Linked DNA regions of Homo sapiens: region 1 is linked to region 2. The links are chromatin contacts, found by Hi-C or POLR2A ChIA-PET in ENCODE. All regions are on one chromosome and are shown on one strand. Each heading gives the region's core, a stretch centred on a gene start or an enhancer-like site at or near the end of the contact. The rest is flanking DNA. Distances are from core to core; before and after follow the strand shown. Region 1 overlaps GRB2 (growth factor receptor bound protein 2). Region 2 has its middle 25 kb from the start of SLC25A19.

Evidence for each region. A loop is a pair of places that touch in the nucleus more often than their neighbours do. ChIA-PET counts read pairs that join two places held with the same protein, here RNA polymerase II (POLR2A). Pooled maps may share reads with other maps.
Region 1: a loop to region 2 is called in a map of HepG2, with 17 times the contacts of the local background. The contact joins two enhancer-like sites. A Hi-C loop is called at or near these places in 10 of 168 maps with a recorded cell type or tissue (B cell, CD4-positive, alpha-beta T cell, HepG2 and 7 more), 26 of 37 single-sample maps with no recorded cell type and 17 of 50 pooled maps. POLR2A ChIA-PET finds 5 or more read pairs at or near these places in 34 of 52 experiments (A673, AG04449, B cell and 29 more).

The regions. Positions count from the first base shown.
Region 1 is chr17:75,350,961-75,353,660 of GRCh38, reverse strand. All of the region lies in intron 2 of GRB2 (growth factor receptor bound protein 2), which reads left to right. Among named protein-coding and RNA genes, the nearest start is that of GRB2, 53 kb to the left of the region's middle. RefSeq lists enhancers at 1,227-1,386, 2,342-2,700 and a silencer at 1,245-1,573. Within about 2 kb of position 1,265, at least 7 of the 41 ENCODE cell types and tissues checked have a DNase peak (open chromatin) inside an H3K27ac peak, as active enhancers do; they include B cell and OCI-LY7, where a contact is called at or near this core.
Region 2 is chr17:75,312,679-75,315,378 of GRCh38, reverse strand. No RefSeq gene overlaps it. Among named protein-coding and RNA genes, the nearest start is that of SLC25A19, 25 kb to the right of the region's middle. Within about 2 kb of position 1,359, at least 16 of the 41 ENCODE cell types and tissues checked have a DNase peak (open chromatin) inside an H3K27ac peak, as active enhancers do; they include B cell and OCI-LY7, where a contact is called at or near this core.

The DNA of each region.
Region 1 (2,700 bases), core at 16-2,515, 38 kb before region 2:
AGCCTCCTGAGTAGCTGGGATTACAGGCATGTGCCACCACACCTGGCGAATTTTTGTGTTTTTAGTAGAGGCGGGGTTTCACCGTGTTGTCAGGCTGGTCTTGAACCCCTGACCTCATGATCTGCCTGCCTTGGCCTCCCAAAGTGCTGGAATTACAGGTGTGAGCCACCGCGCCCGGTAAAAATGGTTTTTTTTTTAAGGGCATAGAAACTCGAGGAAATACAGAAGCCCAACCAGTAAAGGAAGTACAGTTGACCCTTGAGCAACAGAGGTTTGAGCTGCATGGTTCCGCTTATACACGGATTTTTTTCAGTCTACATGTGTGTCAAAAAGACAGTATTCACAGGATGCACAGCCCACTTACGCAGAGGGCCAACTGTGGGACTTGAGTATGCACAGATTTGGGTATATGCAGGGGTCCTGGAACCAGTCCCCCATGAATACAAGGTACAACTGTGTCTTTTTTTTTTTTTTTTGAGACGGAGTCTTGCTCTGTCGCCCAGGCTGAAGTGCAGTGGCGCGATCTCGGCTCACTGCAAGCTCCGCCTCCCGGGTTCACGCCATTCTCCTGCCTCAGCCTCCCGAGTAGCTGGGACTACAGGTGCCCGCCAGCACGCCCAGCTAATTTTTTGTATTTTTAGTAGAGACAGGGTTTCACTATGTTAGCCAGGATGGTCTCGATCTCCTGACCTTCTGATCCACCCACCTCGGCCTCCCAAAGTGCTGGGATTACAGGCGTGAGCCACTGTGCCTGGCCAACTATGTCTTTTAAAAAAAAAAAAAAAACAAGTTAACTTTTTCTCCCAGAGAACGGTCTTGTGAGCTTGATGATGAAAATTCAACTAGAGAAAACTGGAAATTTTGGTGCTAGTCAGTTCAGAGTTGATAGCCTTAATCATTATTGATTTATTATACATAGACATCCGTGACATTAAAACACTTTTACTGCATAGAGGGGATCATAAAGGCTGAGTGATACCAGGCTGTAGCTGCAAACAGTAGGGATATCTTAGTTGTCACATAATATGTCTGATCGCTTTTCTCCTTTGGGAAACTACTTGTCATTGTGAGCAGGAGAATGAACCGTTTATGCCTGGTCACCCTTCCATTTCCAGGGAGCGTGGATGTTCTGTTGGTACTGGGGCCTGACCCAGAATCATGGGATTGTACACACATTTCTCCTTTAAGCACAACATGAAATCAGGAAGTTGTTCTTGTAACTTGGAGTTGCGGGTCTGACAAGCCTGTTGTTTGCGTTAATACATCCTATCATTTAGCCGTCTTAGTCCCTCTCTTCTCTGCAGGTTGTGACAGTTCTGTGGGACAAAAGTGCTGATTTTTCACATGGAGCAGCGTGTAGGTGCTTAGAGAAAGAACTAGAGGCGGAGCAAGGCTGAGCTTGTCTCTTCATGATGGTGCCTGCCAAGAGCAGGGGCTGTGCTGCGGCTGCCCTGCCCCCCAGCCCTCCCAGTGAACCTGAACCTGCTCCTCCTGAGCTGTGTAGCTGCCTGAAGGAGGCCAGGACCTGGGTAATTAATTACTAGAGAAGCCTCTGGTCTAGCAGCAAAAGGAGGTAGTTAATTTAGCCTGCCTGTTAACAATAGTTATATTTGTCTCCGATTCCATTAGAGATGCTTAGGAAAAGGTTTTTATATCCTGAACCCTGATGTCCATTTTCTTAATGCAAAGGCCTGTACTTGGGGTCTTGTAAGCCCCCTAATGTCACTCTTTGAAGTGAAGTAACTATACGTGATAAGTGAATAAAATGTGTCAGAGTGTACTACTTAGAATTTTCATAGATTGTAAAGATTTTCTATATATTTATTTGAATTGGTAATTGGTTATGAGCAGTTTGGTGTAGCTGTTTTTAATTGTACAACAATTAAGATATCACCTATATTCTCGAAGAATGGGATCATTCCTTCTAGGTGAGGGATTATCCCTTTAATATATTTTCTTTCTCTTTGTCTTTGTTTATGGTGGAGAATAATTAAACTTTTTTTTTTTTGGAGGTAGGTCTTGCTCTGTCACCCAGATTGGGGTGCAGTGGCATGATCATAACTTACTGCAGCCTCAGCCTTCCAGGCTCAACTGATCCTCCCACTGTAGTCTCAGAGTAGCTGGGACTACAGCCGCACACCACTATACCCAGCTAACTTTTTTGTTCTATTTTTTGTAGAGACAGGTCTTGGCTATATCCCTCAGCCTAGTCTTGATCTCCTGGGTTCAAGTGATTCTTCCGCCTCAGCCTCTCAAAGTGCTAGATTACAGGTGTCAGCCACCAGCACTTGGCCGTCTTCCTCTAATTTTTAATTTTTTCACTTTGAGAAGCCTATGATATGACATGGAATTTGATGTCTCATCCTGTGTGGTCCTGTGCACCCTGTTCCTACAGAAGTACAGAGGGAATCTTTTGAGAGGGAGGGATAAACTTAGATTCTTAAAAATAATGCATGTGGGTTTTTCAGTGTTCATTTTAGATTCTCTTCAAAACAGTCAGAAGCCCCCTACCCTAATCTCAATTCCTGTCTGCTCCCTCCTGGCTCCCTGCAGTAACCCCTTCTCCACCTGATCTTCCTGCTGCTGCTCTTTGTCCCCTCAGAGCCGTGTGCCACACACAAGCCAGAACCATCATCCTAATGAGCAAATTCCCCAAGTCCTTATTCTGCCCTGCACAGTCGGGCTCAGTTCTCTGTCCCT
Region 2 (2,700 bases), core at 110-2,609:
CACCCTCCTAAGTAGCTGGGATAACCAGCTCCTGCCACCACGCCCAGCTAATTTTTGTACCTGGGGTCAGGAGTTCAAGACCAGCCTGGCCAACGTGGTGAAACCCTGTCTCTACTAAAAATACAAAAATTAGGTGGGCGTGGTGGCGGGCACCTGTAATCACAGCTACTCGGCAGGCTGAGTCAGGAGAATCGCTTGAACCCGGGAGGCAGAGGTTGCAGTGAGCCGAGATCGCGCCATCACACTCCAGCCTGGGCGACAGAGTGAGACTCCGTCTCAAAAAAAAAAGAGTACAATTCTGTGTGCCAACAGCACTGATAGATCAATATTACATGTTAGTGATATTGATTAAGCCACTTACTGCTTAGTGCATTCCAAACACTACTTTTAAAACTAACACTAAAAGCCATACTATACCCCGTCCAAAAAAGAAATCACTAAGACGTATTTTAAGTCTCAACTCTGGCCCACCCAAGAGCAACACTGGTCTTAGGTCTCCAAGGACAGCCTTCTTTTTTTCTTTTTTCTTTTTTTTTTTTCAGTTGGAGTCTGGCTCTGTTGCTGGAGTACAGTGGCGCCATCTCAGCTCATTGCAACCTCCGCTTCCTGGGTGCAAGCGATTCTGCTGCCTCAGCTTCCCGAATAGCTCGGACTACAGGCGCCCGCCACCACACCCAGCTAATTTTTGTATTTTTAGTAGAGATGGGGTTTCACCATGTTGGCCACGATGGTCTTGATCTCCTGACCTCGTGATCTGCCCACCTTGGCCTCTAAAGTGCTGGGATTACAGGCGTGAGCCACCAGGCCCTGCCCCAGCCTTTTTTTTTTTTAACATTCCTGGATTCGGGTTGAGAAAGCACAGCTATTGCAGCCATTCTCTGAGTGTGAGTCGTGGCGTCAGCAGTGTTGGCCTCCAAAATAGCAGCTGCCAGGTCCTGAGGGCTCGCCTCGTGCTGCAGGCCTGTGCAAGGGCCCGAGCCTGGGGTGAAAGGGTGGATGTTTGCCTCCTGCTGTAACCCCACCCCTCATCCTGCGCTGTGCTAGGGAAGCAAGGGGCGAGGGTGTACCCTTTTTCATTTACTCTGTTACACATGTGTTGCCCACACCTGTAGGGATTGATGGTGAACGTCATTCCTGGGGCGTGTGGAATTGGAGGCAATTATCTCCCCTCTAACTGGAGGCTGAGGAGGGCCCCCGTGTCTTCTCACACCATCAACCACCGCTTTCCATTCCTGCACGGTGGCATTGCTGCCCTGAGTCACCCTGAAACTGGAAACTGCCCCACTGGAGCCTTCTGTCCTTGACACAGACGCACTCTTCAGTCCTGATCCTTGTATTATGCAAGCCCTTGCATGAGAGAGACTCAAAGAGGAAATGTAGACAGCACAGGCTCAAAGGGAGGCTTGGAGGCAGATGGGACTTGCCCTGGGGATTGGGTGAAATGAGTTTGGACAGTTACTAATAGGACAGTAGACACCCAGAGCAGGTGGTCTAGTAGAGGCGTGGCGGTGTTAGCGAGCACCTGCCTGGACATGGCTTGAGGGAGCCTGAGTAGCCTCCTGCAACGAGGAAGAAAGAGCCCAGGTGGGGTTTGTGGGGGACTCGAATGCAGGCTGAGCGATGCCCATTCTGCCTGTTGACACAGGAGGCTTCTGTAGCTTTTTTTTTTTTTTTTTTTTTTAAACAGAGTCTCACTCACCCAGGCTGGAGTGCCGTGGCACGATCTCAGCTCACTGCAACCTCTGCCTCTTGGGCTCAAGCAATTCTCCTTCCTCAGCCTCTCCAGTAGCTGGGATTACAGGTGTGCACCACCATGCCCAGCTAATTTTTGTATTTTTAGTAGAGATGGGGTTTTGCCATGTTGGCCAGGCTGATCTCAAACTCCCGACCTCAGGTGATCCACCCGCCCCAGCCTCCCAAAGTGCTGGGATTACAGGTGTGAGCCACCATGCCTGGCTGCTTCTGTAGCTCTTATAGATCAGCGGTACGATGAAAGATAAGTTTTAGGAACATCTGACTTGCAGTGGTGCGGAGACCAGAATCCGGATAGCCTGGAAGAGGCTAGGGTCGTGTTAGCTGAGTGAAGTCAGGCTCTGCAGCAGAGTGTGCGCAGTGCTCACCTGGCTCTCTCCCGACCAGTTGTCTGGACCATGTGCCCAACCTCCCTGCAGTTCCAAGCAGCCATGTGCTCCAGTCCTGACGTGTGTGGTGTGTTTGGGGCCTTGTGGCCTCCCCACTTTGTTGCTTCTCTTGCCTGTGGGTGGATGCAGGAGAGCCAGCAGAAGACCCAGAGCACCTGCTAGATTTGGAACATGTCTGGGGCGGGGCACAGTGGCTCATGCCTGTAATCCCAGCACTTTGGGAGGATCACTTTAGCCCAAGAGATTGAGAACAGTCTGGCAATATAGTGAGACCCTGTCTCTACAAAAAATTAGACAGACTCAGTGGTGTGCTCCTGTAGTCCCAGCTACTCAAAGAGGCTGAGGCAGGAGGATTGCCTGAGTCTGGAAGGTCGAGGCTACAGTGAGCCATGATTCTGCCACTGCACTCCAGCCTGGGCAGCAGAGACCGAGACCTCGTCTCAAAAAAATGAAACAAATATCAGCTGTGTTGCATCACTGACGGGGGGAGGAGGGTTGTCTGTTACAGCAGCCACACTGCCTATCCAGGGACAATGCTGGGGATAGGACCTGGGGAGAA